2 separate regions of the Mus musculus genome follow, and region 1 is linked to region 2. The links are chromatin loops, found by intact Hi-C in ENCODE. Cell type or tissue: heart. All regions are shown on one strand.

Region 1 (8,000 bases), 160 kb before region 2:
CCTGCTAGCCTTGAACTCAGAGATCCGCCTGCCTCTGCCTTGGAAATGCTGGGGAGTTAAAGGTGTCTACCATCCCCTGACCTTTTAAACCACTCTTAACAAGCTTGCTAACTTAATCAGCATCCAATCCCCCAATTAGTCTGTATATACTCTCAGGCTAGGCTTTTAAATCCCACAGTAGATCTCATCTTCTAGTCTTCTGTAGTCATGGGGACAGAACAAAAAGGCCTCATTTCTGTCACTGAGCTAGAGTCCCTAGAGTCCCACCAGATTCTTTTTTTTAAAGATCCAAATTAGTCTGACATTAGTCTCAAACTCAAATTTTACAAGAAATATCAAGAACTTACAGTTTACAGATTTGCATATTTGATATGCCATCTTCCTGATATGATCCATTCGAAACGGCAGAAAACTGTTTTCCTTAATGAAATCATAAGTACTAAGCCCCAGAAGTTCAAACACAATGCAAATGTGACCTCGATGCTCAAACCACTCCAACATCTGGACACAACGGCTATAAACACGTTAAAAAAACAAAACAACTCAATAATAGGGCTTACAATTCAAACCTCTCTATTTCAAGTTTTAATGTGATACTTACAAAGTACTATGGGGGTCTGTTGTATTCAAGTGTTCCAAAACTTGTATTTCCGATTGAGCAGCTTCACAGTATCTATCCACATTTTTAACTATTTTTACTGCTACACGTCTACCTCCCCTGTTAAAGAAAATAAAAGTAAGTTTTAAAAGGTGATAGATGCCAGGCAGTGGTGGTGCACACCTTTAATCTCAGCACTAGGGAGGTGGAGGCAGGCGGATTTCTGAGTTCGAGGCCAGCCTGGTCTACAAAGTGAGCTCCAGGATAGCCAGGGCTATACAGAGAAACCCTGTCTCGAAAAACCAAAAAAAAAAAAAAAACCAAAAAAAAAAAAAAACCCAAAAAAAAAAAAAAAACACTATCTCAATCTGTCTTCTTTTTTTAAAAAAGATTTATTATTATATCTAAGTACCAAAAGAGGGCGTCAGATCTCATTACAGATGGTGTGAACCACCATGTGGTTGTTGGAATTTGAACTCAGGAGCAGTCCGTTCTCTTAACCACTTGAGCCATCTCTCCAACCCCTCAACCTGTTTTCTAAGACTCAAAACAAATGCAGTTTGTTTCCTATATTGCCCACCACTGTGTCAAATACTATCTCAAATCTTTGTTCCAGGTTATCAGAAAAGTTGGTGCTAGGTCTCAACTCAACTCATTTAGAAAGTTTTTGCTACTCTTGGGGCAGAAAATGTATAGCTGATCAAAGTGGTTGCTTTAGATGAACAAGGTCCCATGGACTTTTCCCAGAACTAAACACATACAAGTATTTATAGTATTAAGGTGTTTGTATTTTCAACTGTTAATTCTGTACTGGCACAGAGCTCAATGCTGGCAGAATTTTGGTACTGTCATCTCTATGGCTCATCACCAGGTTTTCTCATCACTGGGTTTTCAATTTGTAACCTTTGTCCTTCCTTACCTGCCTAAAGGCAATCTAAGAGATGTATCACCAATCTAAGAGATGTATCACGTGCTGTCTCCCTGCTAACTGTAATAAAGAACTGACTGCCAATAGCTAGGGCAAGAAGTACCAAGGCAGAGCAGCCAGAGAGGTTTGAGACTCAAAAGCAGAATTGTAAAGGACACTGAAGGGAACAGAATAGGTAGGTAAACAGATAGCCTGCTGGCAGGACAAGTGCTAGAATAGTCAGGTTAAGTAAAGAGCAGCTGAGCCTGGCAGTGGTGGCACATGCCTTTAATACCAGCACTTGACAGGCAGAGGCAGGAGGATTTCTGAGTTCGAGGCCAGCCTGGTCTACAAATTGAGTTCCAGGACAGCCAGGGCTACAGAGAAACCCTGTCTGGAAAAACCAGAAGAAACAAAGTAAAGAGCAGCTGGGAGACTGCCTCTGCTAAAGGCCTAAGCTTTAAACTGTATTAAAAGTTTTCATGCCCTTAGTAGACTACTGGCAGGTCCCCAGCAAGTCCCTCAAAAAAGTTTCATTTATTCCAAAGTATAAAAAATAAAGATACAGAGAAAACACAAAAACAGCCATGTACTGGTCTTACAGAAGTCCAGAATTCAACTCCCAGTATCTGCACCAGGCAGCCCAACTCACAACCACCTGCATCCTGGACACATTCTTCTGGCCTCTGTACTCCTATGCATGAGTGCACACACAATTAGAAATAAAAATCACTGTCATTAGCATGTTGAATCCCTAGGTCTGATCACCAACATGGGTTGAGTGGTGTGAAAAGCACTAATGAAGCTTGATGGACCCGAATAATCACACCTATGACACCCAGCTCTGTCATGACAATTCATCTAATGAAAAACAGCCGGGCGTGATGGCGCACGCCTTTAATCCCAGCACTTGGGAGGCAGAGGCAGGCGAATTTCTGAGTTCGAGGCCAGCCTGGTCTACAAATTGAGTTCCAGGACAGCCAGAGCTACACAGAGAAACCCTGTCTCGAAAAACCAAAAAAGAAAAAAGAAAAAACAAGTCTCATACTCATTGGTGCTAGGAATTAAAACTCTCTGTCCCTTCTCCAGCCAGGAAGCTGCAAATACTATTTAGTTGGTTTTGTTTAAAAAAATACAAGAGTGAAGCCAGCCTGATCTACAGAGTGAGTTCCAGGACAGCCACGGCTACACAGAGAAACCCTGTCTCAAAAAACCAAAACCAAACAAACAAACAAAAAACCAAGAGGCCAGGTTCGATGTTGTACACCTTTGATCCCAACACTCAAAGAGGCAAGTAGATCTCTGTGAGAGCTCCAGGCCTGCAAAGTTAGACGCTGTCTCAAAAACATTCCAAAGCATTCTAGAAGCAGAGGCAGGTCAATCTGAGCACTAGGCCAGGCTGGTCGGTCTACAAAGTGAGTTCCAAGACAAGCAGGGATGTTACACAAATAAACTGTTTTGAAAAACCAAAAAAAGAAAAAAATAGGGAAACTTACACTTTATGATCGATGCATTCCACCACTTTTCCGAAAGCACCTTCACCTAAAGTATCAACAATTTCATCTAAAAAAGAGGAATAATTATTATTCATAACAGGAAATGAGAACAATGTACTTATAAGTATTATCAATGCAGATTATTCTAGGTGATGCTGCAAATTTCCTTATCATTAATTACTTATCAGCCAACACCATCCAAAAAACATACAACTATTCTTAGATCTAATTTCATTCTCAGACTAATTTCATTAACTTGATTTACTGCTGTGGAATTTAATATTAAAACTTCAAAGAAAGCAAAGACAATCCCCTCCCACCAAAAGAAATGAAAGCAAAAAAAAAAAGAAAAAAAAGAAAGAAAAAGATTTCCAAATCCCTGAAACTTTAATCTATATATACATATAGATTATGTTATCTGAAAAGTAAATAAGTGTTGAAAAATATTCTATACATCTTGCACTTAGTACGTCTCCACTCTGACAGATCAGGTGACCCTCCTCATCATCCTCTACACTCCTCGATCTTTTCCTTCGGTGACTCTTCTGGACACGTCAAGTGGGCGGCACCAGCACCAACATCATCCAGCCAATCAATACACCCGAGTGAATTCAGGGCAGAATACGAAATTCATTCAGCGGGGAGATATTCAGATACACGCCAGGCCACAAACGGTTGGCAGGAGCAATTTCAAATTCAGTCCCCAGAAATTCACAGGGCACATAGTTTATGTTAACAGGAGAAAAACATGGCAAGGAACAGATTTTCAGATAAGATACTCAAAGTGGTAAGTCAACAAAACATAAACACATTTGCTTTTCTTCTTAAAAAACAAAACAAAACTTATCTGTGGCATTCACTCAAACATAGTGTCCTAAATTCATACTACAAAACTGTAGAATGTAGTATTTACTTTAGTACCCTGTGGCCAAATTAAGATTTGGCCTAACTAATAAAGAAAATATATATTAAAATAGTAAATAAAATGATAGCCCTAATTTGGGAAGGGAAAAAAAAGGTATATAACACTATAACATTTAAAATGTTATCTGATAGATTTCCAAATTAATACATGAAAACACTAACTTCAAATCTGTAACTTAATGAGGAAAAAAATTTACACATGTTAATAAGTCATAACTAACCCTAACACAAAAATACCTAATTCCTTGGAACAAACTGACAATTTATCAAAATAGTATTTCTTGGAATAGCATTAAGACAATCTTTCCTATCATTACAGAACTAAATATCACTATTTTCATGAATTTCTTATGTAATACACAAATACTAAAAGAATACTCCTGCAAGGTAGAGTTGTGATGACTTTTATCTTGAAATTTTCTCAAACACAAAACTGTTTCCTGTTCTCCATGGGAAATAAAACCTTTCAGAACGTTTAAAAGGCACTCATACCCCGTGTGAATGGTGCTGCGAAGTGTGGTGGCGACTCCTGTGTTTACTTTTGTAACTGCTTCTTCCACTCCTACCAGAGGACTTGCTACTATGCATCTGGTATCTGCTTCCAGGTTCTCCATAGGGATGCCCTGGCTCGTAGCCCATGTAGTCATTCCTGTATTCATCAACATAGCGTCGACTATGATAAGCTTTCTCATTTATGGATCTGCTTTCCAGATAATAGCTAGAGGAGAAAAAAAGTTTGTTTTACAGCTACACCAAACAATTGCAATGTAGAGAACTGAACTCAACACGTTTGACCAAGATAGGCATTTTACCACTGGACTACAGTCCTTCCACAAATCTCCAGATTATGCAGTTAAGCAATTCTAAGTATATCATTATATATGGCCCCCAGGATTTTATACACGGTAGGCAAACGTTCTATATCTGAGCTACTCTCCCAGTATAAATCTACTTTTATATTGCAGTACTTTATATGCCTTGTAAAGATGAATTTTTAATTGTGTGTGTGTGTGTGTGTGTGTATAGGTAGTATACTAAGGAGTGCCAGAAAAGGGCATCAGGTCCTCTGGAGCTGAGTTACAGGTTAGTGGTAGTGTGTCTGAAGTGTTGGGAGCCAAACTGTCCTCTGCCAAGCTTAAGTACCAGCTAAGCTATCTTCCCAGCCCATAACCGCCTTTCTTACCTGTCTGTCGTTTTGGAGTGATCGTACCTGCAGCGCTTTTGCTCACGGGCGCTGCTATGTGATCTCTTCTTTCTTTTGTGACTGCTGCTGCTTCTCCATGTTCCATAATCCCAGTCTCTTTCATCCCAGTCAGGACAGTAAGTTCTCTTTGAATGTCTCATCTATGAAAGACAAATTTTACCAGTTAAACTGTAGTTCTGTGATGTTCAGTAGTAAATGTTTCTTTGCAAACTCCCATTAGTTTCCATCTTTCCCCTCCCCAGACAGCCTCAATATAGAGTAGCTCTAACTATGTGCACCAAGTTGCCCTTGAATTCAAAGAGCCACCTGCCTCTTGCCTCTGGAGTACTGGGATAAAATGCATGTGACCCCCAGCATTAACGTTTTGTTTAAAATCAAAGTTCTAAAATTTTAGTCAACTGTCTGCAATCATAAAAATTATTGCATTGCCTCAGATTCTGCAATGTAAACTTTATTCACAGATTTTTTTTTTTTTTTTTTTTGGTTTTTCGAGACAGGGTTTCTCTGTGTAGCCCTGGCTGTCCTGGAACTCACTTTGTAGACCAGGCTGACCTCAAACTCAGAAATCCACCTGCCTCTGCCTCCCAAATGCTGAGATTAAAGGTGTGCGCCACCATGCCCGGCCAGATTTTTTTTCACCTTGTTTTCACAATGCCCAAATTCATATTAAGTGAAAAAGGTTTAAAACCTTAAGTGAAAAAGGTTAAAACTTAAGAAAAATGTATGACAGCTCTTTCAGAAGTTCAACTTACAGGTTCACAAGGTTCAATTTCTACCCAAACCAAGTCTCCGACCAACGTAACCACAAGTGACCCTAATTAAGAAGTTTTTTTTTAACTGGGCGTGGTGGTGCACACCTTTAATCTCAGCACTCGGGAGGCAGAGGCAGGCGGACTTCTGAGTAAGAGGCCAGCCTGGTCTATAAAATGAGTTCCAGGACAGCCAGAGCTATACAGAGAAACCCTGTCTGGAACAGCCCCCGCCCCCAAAGTGTTTTGTTTGTTTTTGGTAAAATACCAGTTTGGATGTTATGAAGTGTTTGTTTACAGCTATTAAAAAAAAAAAAAAAAAAAAAAAAAAGCTGCTCAGCAGATGACCTCAATTCCCAATTCACCGTCAAGTAAATGCCCACGGTCCCCGCTGACACTCTTACTGCTAGCAGAGGGAGACTGGGAAAATTATGAAAATATGGGAGGAAAGCCTGAGAAGGTAACAGGCGCGCCTTTTATGCCGAGTCAACAAAATTCGGGCTCCACCAATAAAGCCACTCTACTTAACTGTACAGGACAGGCCATGATGTTGAAAATAAAGCTGTTCAGAGCGGAAGTGACGTACAATCTTAGGGTGTTCCCCTCCTGTTTCCTAAAGGTAAACAACTCCCCCGTTACAACTTTGTTTACAAAGGAAATTTTCTATAACTTTTTTTTTTTTGAGACAGGCTCAAAGGGGATTAAAAGGCGAGCGACAGGCAGTACAGCCCGGCCGTCTTGAGTTTTAATGTTACAAAACCTAAGTAAATCCTAAACCTTCTTAAAAATCACTTGTTCCTCGCTCTCACAAGCGCTGTCCCGGTGTGCCTCGTTTTCATTATGCTCGACTTCGCTATCTATCGACCGCCTCTGAAATTCTTTTCTTCGTCGAAGGCGGAAACTACACAGAACTGAGGTGACAGCCTGCTGTGACGCTGTCCCCGCAGCGCCCATCTCTAACAAGATCAGCGACCGCAGCGTGTGGGGCCGGCCTGGTTACCAAGACCTTTCGCTTCAAATATAAAGAAAAACAGCACCAAAACCTGCGCCGTGCCACCGCCGAGAGCAAAACCAGGACCGACCGAGTCCAAGCGAAGGCCGCGCCCTGGCGCCGCCATGGCGAAGGACGAGCGCGGCCTTCCCCCTACCGCCATCTTAGGTCCCGCCGCGGCAGCTCGGGCTCTTGCAGTCGGCCGGCCCTCCTCGGGACGCGGAGCCTGCGGGCATCGTCCCCGCCTACGCAGAAGCCAGCGGCCAGAGCTCCGCAGCCGGGGCACAGAGCCCCTTCGCGTGGCTCCGCCGTGAAGAGCCGCAGCGGGGTCCTTGGAGGCGGCGGGAAGATACAAGGAAAGGCCCTGACAGACACCGCGTCTTACCTTTCCAACCCTGAAGACAAAGCTTGCAAGGCGAAGACAAAGCTTACAAGGCGACGGCGAGAAGTCTGCAAACGATTACGACGATCTCCCAACACAAAATGGTGCGGACAGACGCAGTGCGAGCTTCTTCTCGGAAAAACTGGTGACGTAGATGGGCGGGGCCTATACCGGTCCTGAGTGCGCAGGCGCGGGCCCGCTGCCCAAATGGGCGAGGGATGGAAGGACTTGGTCCTGACTGTCCTTGCTGTGGCTTCTTGAGGATACTTAGACACTACAGGTTACAGTAATAGTATAATCCACGCTCGCTCTCCCTCTCTCCTTTTTCTCTTCCCTCCTGACTGCAACCTTTTAAACTACACCAACAAAGTATCTCTGGTTAGTAACTCAGTGACTACAGTTATGTTGACCTGTCTTAAACTAGTTTTTAGTGGTTGGGTATGACATGCACTGACGCCAAAAATGTTAGAAATGAGCATGGTGGCACACGCCTTTAATCCCAGCACTTGGGAGGCAGAGACAGGCGGATTTCTGAGTTCGAGGCCAGCCTGGTCTACAAAGTGAGTTCCAGGACAGCCAGGGCTATATATACAGAGAAACCCTGTCTCGAAAACCAAACCAAACCAAACAAAACAAAAAGTTAGAAATGGTGGAACAGGAGCGGAATAGTGTAAATAGACAGATTAGTAAGTAGTCTTGAAGACTTTGAGGATGCCCCCCCCCCCCCCATAGTAGCTTCCCCCAGCCTT
Region 2 (8,000 bases):
GACTGAGCTCAGGTCATCAGGCTTGGAGTTGAGAGCCTTCATCCACAGTCATCTTGCCAGCCCCATGCTTTTAAGTTCTTACTTGATGTCTTAGCAAAACTTTTCATAAATTCTTACAGAGATTAAGTCATTAATGGAAATTCTCTACTCACATTGTTCACACTGACCTAGGGCTCTTCAGCACACATGTCTATAATGCACTACTGACAAACTACATCCCTAGCCTCTAGACTGTTTTATATTCTTAAAGAAAATGGAACATAACCTGGTCCCTCTGTGGCTTACTCCAGACCTACAAAAAGGATTGCATAACCCGATAGTATAAAACACAAATATGCAGTGTTTCACTGTCTTTAATCATAAAAGAAGACATCTGACAATCTAATAAACTTCAATACTGGGTATAAATCCAAAGGAATAGAAATCAGTATTAAGAGACACTGATATCCCATGTTCATTGTAGTACAATTCACAATAGCTAAAAAATAACTGTCCACTAACTGCTGAATGAATAAAGCTCGTGATGTGATACACACACACACACACACACACACACACAGACCAAGTTTTATTGTGTTCAAGGATGGAATCTTGTCATCAGTGACAACACGGACAAACCTGTAGTACATCATTGTAAATGTTAGTATCAGGAAGACAAATATCACATGATCCCATTCATATATACAATCTTTAAAATTAGATCTCATAGAAGTAAAGAGTAAAGCAGTGGTTACAAGAGGTTGGGAATGTAGGAGGAAGGGATAGGAGTAAGTTAGTTAATAGATACTGTTAATAAAGTGCAAAAATTCTGATGTTCTGTTCATAGTGAGATGAGTACAGATAACTGCAATTATCCATATTTCAAAAAAATGCTAGGGTTTTGAATGTTCTCACCTTTTTTTTTTTTTTTTTAATTTTTCAAGACAGGGTTTCTCTGTGTAGCCCTGACTGCCCTGGAACTCACTTTGTAGACCAGGCTGGCCTCCAACTTAGAAATTCGCCTGCCTCTTGTTCTCATCATTTTATACAAAAGACAAATATCTGAGGAGTTGAAAAAGGTCACCCTGATTTGAATGTTATTTATGTGTAGTGTGTGTGTGTGTGTGTGTGTGTGTGTGTGTATCATATAGTACCCCATAAATTCATATAACTATGTGTTGATTGAAAAATGAAAATGGGGCAGGTGAGATAGTTCAGTAGGTGAAGGTACTAACTATTAAGTCTAACAAACTGAGTTCAATCCTCAGAACCCACATGGTAAAAGGAGAGAGCCAACTTGCCAAAATTGGCCCTTCACCTCTACACATGTGCTATATGTGAGCCCACATGTATCAATATACAAATACACACTAAATAAATGAAATACTTAGACCAGTATTTAGGACATGAGATCCTTACTCCAAACAAAACTAAGTAAATGATAAAACAGAAGAAAAGGCCAATAGAACCAATGACTTCTGGCCAATGAAATGGCTCAGAGGATAAAAAGTGCTTTCCATGTAAGCTTGAGTTTAATCCCCTAGGGCCCACAATGGAAGAAAAGAACTTCAAAGTTGTCCTTCAACCATACGCTTCCCCTATAAAAAGCACATGTGCACACAAAGTAGTAAATCAGGGTTGTTGTTGTTTTGTTTTGTTTTTCTGTTTTGGTTTGACATGGTTTCTCTCTGTGTAGTCCTGCCTGTCCTGAAACTCACTCTATAGACCAGAACTCAGAAATCCACCTGCCTCTGCCTCCTGAGTGCTGGGATCAAAGGCTTGCACCATCACTGTCCAGCACAAATCATTTTTAAAAAGAACCAAGGATTTCTTCAATAAGAGGTAACAGGGTCTCATGTAACCTAGGATGACTTCAAACCTATGTAACTAAACTCTGAGTTCATAGGTGTATGCAACCATGTCTGGTTTATGATGTACTAGGAATTGAATCCAGCCAAACATTCTACTGACTAGGCTACATTTCTGGTCCCGTTAATAAAACGTTAAAGGAAACATTACAGAGCTAGATAGAAGCACACTTGTAATCCCATCATTCAGAAAGCAGAGATAAATCCAGCTTGGACTAATAGTGAAGCTAACCCAAAAGCAAAAGCAAACAAGAAAGATAACATCAGGAGTCTAGCTTCAGTACATTAATAAGATGATAAGAGAGAAAATATAGCCATGTATGGCAGTGACACCTGTTATGCCAACTTTGGAAAGGGCAGGATATTTATGAATTCATAAGCCAGCCAGAGCCACACAGTGATACATATCAAAAAAAAAAAAAAAAAAAAAAAAAAGGAAAAGGGAAAAAAGAAGAGAGAGAGAGAAATAAAAAAGTCAGCCACTCATGTGATGGACAATGGCATATATTTTTTGATGGTTACAGTTACTCTACAGCAAAATGACTACCTGGTGACCCATCTTTACCATTCTATATCAGTGCCTTTTACCACAATATATAACTATTATTTTGGCAGCTAATCCTCAAACCTAAACATTACAGCTTTATAAATAATTAAATCATACCATTTAAAATATTACACATTTGGATTTATACTCATTCCTATTTAGTTTTTCTAATATGTGTCTCAAAACAGCCAAATCTCTAAACATTAGGCTTAAAGTACTTAAGTTTCTAAACTTGACCTAGGTCAAGGTCAAAAGATTTGCAATTCTAAGTTTACTACATATCATTGAGTGAATACCTATATATCAATGTTTTATTGAAAATTATTTAATCAAGACAGCGTTTCTCTGTATAGCCCTAGCTGTCCTAGAATTCAGAAAGATCAGCCTGCTTCTGCCTCCCAAGTGCTGGGATTAAATGTGTGTGCCACCACCAGCCAGCTAAACTTGAAATTCTTATTTCTAAATTTTCATTTAACTCTAAGACAATATAGCTTTCTGACACATGAGAAAAATAAGATGAATAAATAAATATCTTTTAATTAATTAGTATAGGACTAATTTGTAAAAAGAAATTGCTTGACTTATGGAAAGTGGTTAACTGCCAAGAAGAAACTAATTCAAACCAAAACATTCAGCACATTTTTATTTTTGGCAACTTCAACTTCTGGCTAGAAAACTACTCTAGCTATGACATTAAATACAAACAGTTTATTGAGCTATAAAATCCTGGTAGATTTGGCAGCTGGTTCACTCAGCTAAAGCTGCTGTTACTGGCTCACACCCTCAAGTGACAGGAGCTGAGTTAGATCAAAGGTTCTAAAGTGAAGTTCAGATGTAAAGCAAGTCATTCAGGGTCCTCCCTCCAAACGCACCTACCTCCTTCACATTCCACCTTTAAGATTAAAGCGAAGTTCAGATAAAAAAATATCTCTGTGTGTCCTTTTTTACGAACTAAAAAGCTTCCTGGACTATTTTAAAATCTCTTTCTGCATAGAGGAATCTCAAAATTAGATCCAACTCTTTCATCAGTAGTGTGCATGTGTGGTTGTGTGCACGTGGTGTGGCTGCTGTGTAGGGGTGAACATATGTGCAGGTGTATATTATATAAAGGCCAGAGGTTGATTCGGTGTCTTCCTCATGCACTCTGCACTTTTATATACACTGAGGTATGTTCAGCTGAATCCAAAGCTTGCCAATGTGACTAGGCCAACTCGTCAGCTTGCACCGGTGGGTCCCCAACTCTGCCTCGCTAAGTGCTGGGATTATGGAATGGCCATCAATGCCCATCTGGCATATATGTTGGTCCTGGGGATCCAAATTCTTGCATAGCAGGTGCTATACCTGCTAAGCCATCTCCCTAACCCCTCAAAGCCCCCTCCTTTTAAAAACAATTATATTATGGCAAGCATAAGGAACAGACCTAGAAAAAGGACAAGCTCATCAGAAGACTGTGGCAGCAATGAGCTCCATTACAGTAGGTGTAAACCACCTTCATAGATTTCTGTGCCAGCCCTCACTGGAATCCACTATACTACATTTTAGACACTAAGAAATATTCAGTTCCTATAGTGAGAAAAGTATATAGTCTACAGAAATATATAGGGGAAAATATTCCGGAGGCGGGGAAAAGCAACAAGCAATGAAGCACGCACACACACACACACACACACAATCTGTTCTGGCATTAAAAGAACAACAAAATATTATTTTTGTTGACAGTACAACTTGGTTGAGGTTTCTGCCCATATCATTTAAAAAAAATGTTTCATGGAAAGCAGTTAACTTTAACTATGTAGTACTTTTTTTTCTATAATAAAGCTCAGTCAGACTGAAAATCATTCTAGACCTTAATATATTACAATAAGAAGTAAAAATTGTGAACTACCAGCAGTGAAACAAATCAATACTAGCTATTAAGAAAGACTTTAAGGACTGGCTGTGGTGGTGCACCAGTACTCAGGAGGCAAGGTGCGTGGATATCTATGAATTCAAGGACAGCCCACTCTACATAGTGACTGTCTGGAGAGAAAGAGGAGGGGGGAGGAGGGGGGGGAGGGGAGGGGAGGGGAGGGGGAGAGAGAGAGAGATTGATTAAAGATTATATTAAGAAGCAAAACATTCAAGAACCATTTTGAAACAAGCAAAAATATTTCCTTACAATTAGTGTGTCAAATCACTTACAAATAGTTTTGACACTGAAATCTTTCAAAAGACAGAATCTCTATGATTTATAAATAATCATCCAGATCCTATTAGAAGCCAATTTGGGACTGTTTTTTAAACTCTTTGGTAATTCCCTACTCAAGTGTTCAATTTATGGCATTCTACAATGACACCTACTGGCCACTGAAAATCAACCATTAGTTCTCTCAAACAGAGTGGGCTGGTTACATAAGAGAGACACAGAAACACACATGCTCTCTCTTAAATCAAACTACCTAAAGGCAAATATTTGTTTTCAATATGTAAACACCGTATTTTTTGTATGTAAAGCACTATAGAATTTCACCTAAAGCAAAATGTAAGCTTTCTTTGTGACCAAAATACCATTATTCTTGTAAAAAGATAAAAGACAAGCAATAAAACACCAGTATCATTTAAATTTTTTTATTTAAAGCACTGACAAATACCTCAGTGTGCTGGACATTTCAAAACAAATACTAATGACCCATTTCTACTCAAACAATATTTTGAGAGAAAAATTCTAGCTTTATATGTATATGCATAAATGTTTATGTATATGTATGTTTATGTTATGTATATGTATAAATATTTATGTATAAATGATCAATAGTAGAAAAAGATTACATCTTAGAAAGTTTTTCTAACATGTAGTTAAATAACAAGCCCAGAAAGACAATATACTTCCTGGATACATTTGTCCTCATCGTCTAACTTGACGGCAGCATCTCAGGCCTCTTACATTTTAATAATTTATAGTGCTACTTTTTAAAGATATTTTTCCAATGAGTTATAAAAGTGCCCTTCCACAATATTCGCCGACAGGGATTTGTTTAGGACTGTATTTCACCATTCAAACCGTGGATTTAAAAGACTTTTCAAAACAAAATAGTTTTAAATTTGTACATAAATTTTATCTATGTCCATGACATTCAACGAACTTATTTTTTTAAGCCTAAGGCATAACTCACAACTAGCTTCCTAGACTTAACAAGGGAAATCACTTAAAAGTTGACACTCCTCTGCTAAGATTCCCAACTTATTTTCACAGTCCTTAACACTGGGGGCGAGTTGTCTACCAATTTACTGTTCATTTTCTAATCTACATTTATCTTCGTCTATAGATTTAAAAGGCTCTCCACTTTTCTGAAGGTTAAAGCCGCAAAGCAAATTCCTGTACTACAAAACACGAATCTGACAACATTCCTCTAAAGCTAACATCGTGTTGTCTCGCAACCAAAGTCCATATTTGGGATAAGCGCTTCGTGACTACTCTTGCCTTCACGCTGTCCTCCTCCTACAGACCCTGCCTCGGTAGAGAGAACGCTGGAGCCAACAAGAACAAAGTGCTCAGATACATCAATGGGTTGCAGAGCTCTTCTTCTACCAGGGTCAGTCGAGTTACTTGGAAAAATAACTGCCATGGGTTACATAATGTACAACCACCAATTTCTAGAGCTGACCACCAATAAATATCTTTCTTCTCCGCACCTCTCCCCATCCCAGCAAACGGCCCTAAGAACACCTAGGATTTCACGCAGGTGTCTGCAATACCACGTCCTTCTCTTACCTGAGGCTTCTTGCAAGACATCCCTTCAGCCCTCACTACCTGTGTCTTGCTCCCGCCTCCTTCCCGCCTCAGCCCGCGCCACCGACACCCTAACGCCCTTGCTAGGGCCCCAAGTTGCCCCACAACACTCATCCCCAAGCCGCCTCGGCAGACGCCTTCTCCTCACGACCCTCCCGAGCTTGCTCCCAGGTCTGCAGGGCTTCGGATCCAACAGTCCTGCTGCCTTCCCACTTCACCTTCGTCAGCTCCCGACTACGGCGTCCGAAGCCGGAGGAGAAATTCCTCTTCACCCGGCACCGTGCGCCCCCCCCCCCGCAACCCCCCCAAGACAGCACCGCCGCCTACCTGTCACCCCGCAGCCTCAGGCTTCCTACCGCCACCGCCACCGCCACCGCCTCCCGCAGCAGCCTGCCAACTGCAGCATAACAACCAGCCTTCTCATTGAGTGGGCCCACGCGCTTAATAACAACCGCTCTCATTGGCTGCGCTATGACTTTGGCCCGCCTCTCGGTGCTCCGCCTAAAGATTCCGTCCTGGAGCAAGACAAACACGGCTTTATCGTCCTTCTCCTCAATATCTTCTACCTCAAGCAGACTCCAGCTGCAAAGTGTGGGAAATAATCTCTACTTCCAGGCTCCTTCATGTCATCTCTACGTTGTCTGGGAGCCTTGCGCCAGTACCGGAACGTTTACCATCTCCCCCATTTTCCTGTCGTAAGAAACTAGAGGAAACAACGTCCGTTTCCGGTTGTCTCCGGCTGTAAGGTTGAATATTGAGTGTCCCGGGAGGTCAGATTGCTGTCAGGTAATTTAGGGAGCTGGTGGGAGACTTCTGGATTACGCATAATCTAAACTTTATCCAGGGAATGCAGAAGTGGAGAGGGCTGAAGGGATCCGATAAGACCGGGAGAAGATCCGGGATCTAGCTAGGGAGCGCCGCTGCAAGGTTCTTGCTGGGCTGTGTTGAGGCGGATGAAGGATGTCTTGAGAATTACGATGGTTGTTAAATCCCAGAGATGTTTTAAACCGCCGCTACCAGATGCAATGTACTCCTCGCCTCCTGGCTTTTTGGGTTGTATTTGAATAGGGTAAAGAACAGCTCAGACCCGAAAATACTTAAAACTAGAAGAAATAATTGCAACGGTTGCTTCACAAGCTTGTATTTTAAGTACGGTTTCCCAAATATAAGTGTTTACGACACAGTGCTTAAGTGAAAAAGAGCAAGTCACAAAATCAAGACTACTGCATAATCCTAGGATTAAGGATTGGATACTAAAGTAATAGCAGTTCATTTGTATTTTCCCATATTTTAATGGTCATCTCAGTTTTTAAATGAGGGAAATTTGAGATACACCCTTGAAAATCCCTGATAAACTGTAAAATTATATGTAATGGATGTAACATTCTTCTTCCTTAGGGAAAGCAAGTCAACATTTCCCCAGTGCTAGATAGAACAAGCCATCGTTAGTGAAGGTTGATCATCACCAAACTTTTGAGTTCACTTCTGACATAGGCAGATAGCATTTAAATTTTCCATAATTATGTGTTCATTCATGGTTGAATCCTTTTTTTTTTCTGTTCTTAAACGGACAGTTCTAAAGGTGAAATAATTTCCTGTTGTTGAGCCCTCAGTGCAGTAGAACTCGCTCATTCTGTGGAAGAGGAGAGAACCAGTTGGATTAGGTTGCCCTCTGACCTCTGCATGAACATCCACACACACACACACACCACACATGACTTTAAAGAAATACTCTTAAAAATAGGAGCCCAGCATGATGCACAGGCTTGTACTCCTGGCAGTTGGGAGACAGAGACAGAAGGAGTAAGAGTTCAAAGTTTCCCTGGCTACATACCAA

What was found. Peaks named below come from ENCODE experiments on the same cell type or tissue, not always from the same donor. Only the 100,000 strongest peaks of a DNase experiment are listed, where the experiment ranks them.
Region 1: it touches region 2 in a loop (3-fold over the local background); 1 of 42 quality-filtered maps calls a loop at or near these places.

Annotation. Positions count from the first base shown.
Region 1 is chr1:58,416,666-58,424,665 of GRCm38, forward strand. It overlaps Clk1 (CDC-like kinase 1), which reads right to left and starts at 7,423. Exons shown (of 13, transcript NM_001042634.2): 1 at 7,255-7,423; 2 at 5,109-5,269; 3 at 4,418-4,643; 4 at 3,456-3,546; 5 at 3,002-3,068; 6 at 602-718; 7 at 348-514. The coding sequence starts at 5,269. In heart, a CTCF peak has its summit at 4,448; DNase peaks (open chromatin) are centred at 6,426, 6,946 and 7,416; H3K4me3 peaks cover 2,693 bases; H3K27ac peaks cover 1,616 bases.
Region 2 is chr1:58,579,722-58,587,721 of GRCm38, forward strand. It overlaps Fam126b (family with sequence similarity 126, member B), which reads right to left and starts at 6,612. Exons shown (of 13, transcript NM_001310598.1): 1 at 6,491-6,612. Ndufb3 (NADH:ubiquinone oxidoreductase subunit B3) reads left to right here and starts at 6,676. Exons shown (of 3, transcript NM_025597.3): 1 at 6,676-6,949. In heart, CTCF peaks have their summits at 4,734 (motif pointing left) and 6,500; a DNase peak (open chromatin) is centred at 6,600; H3K4me3 peaks cover 2,421 bases; H3K27ac peaks cover 1,583 bases.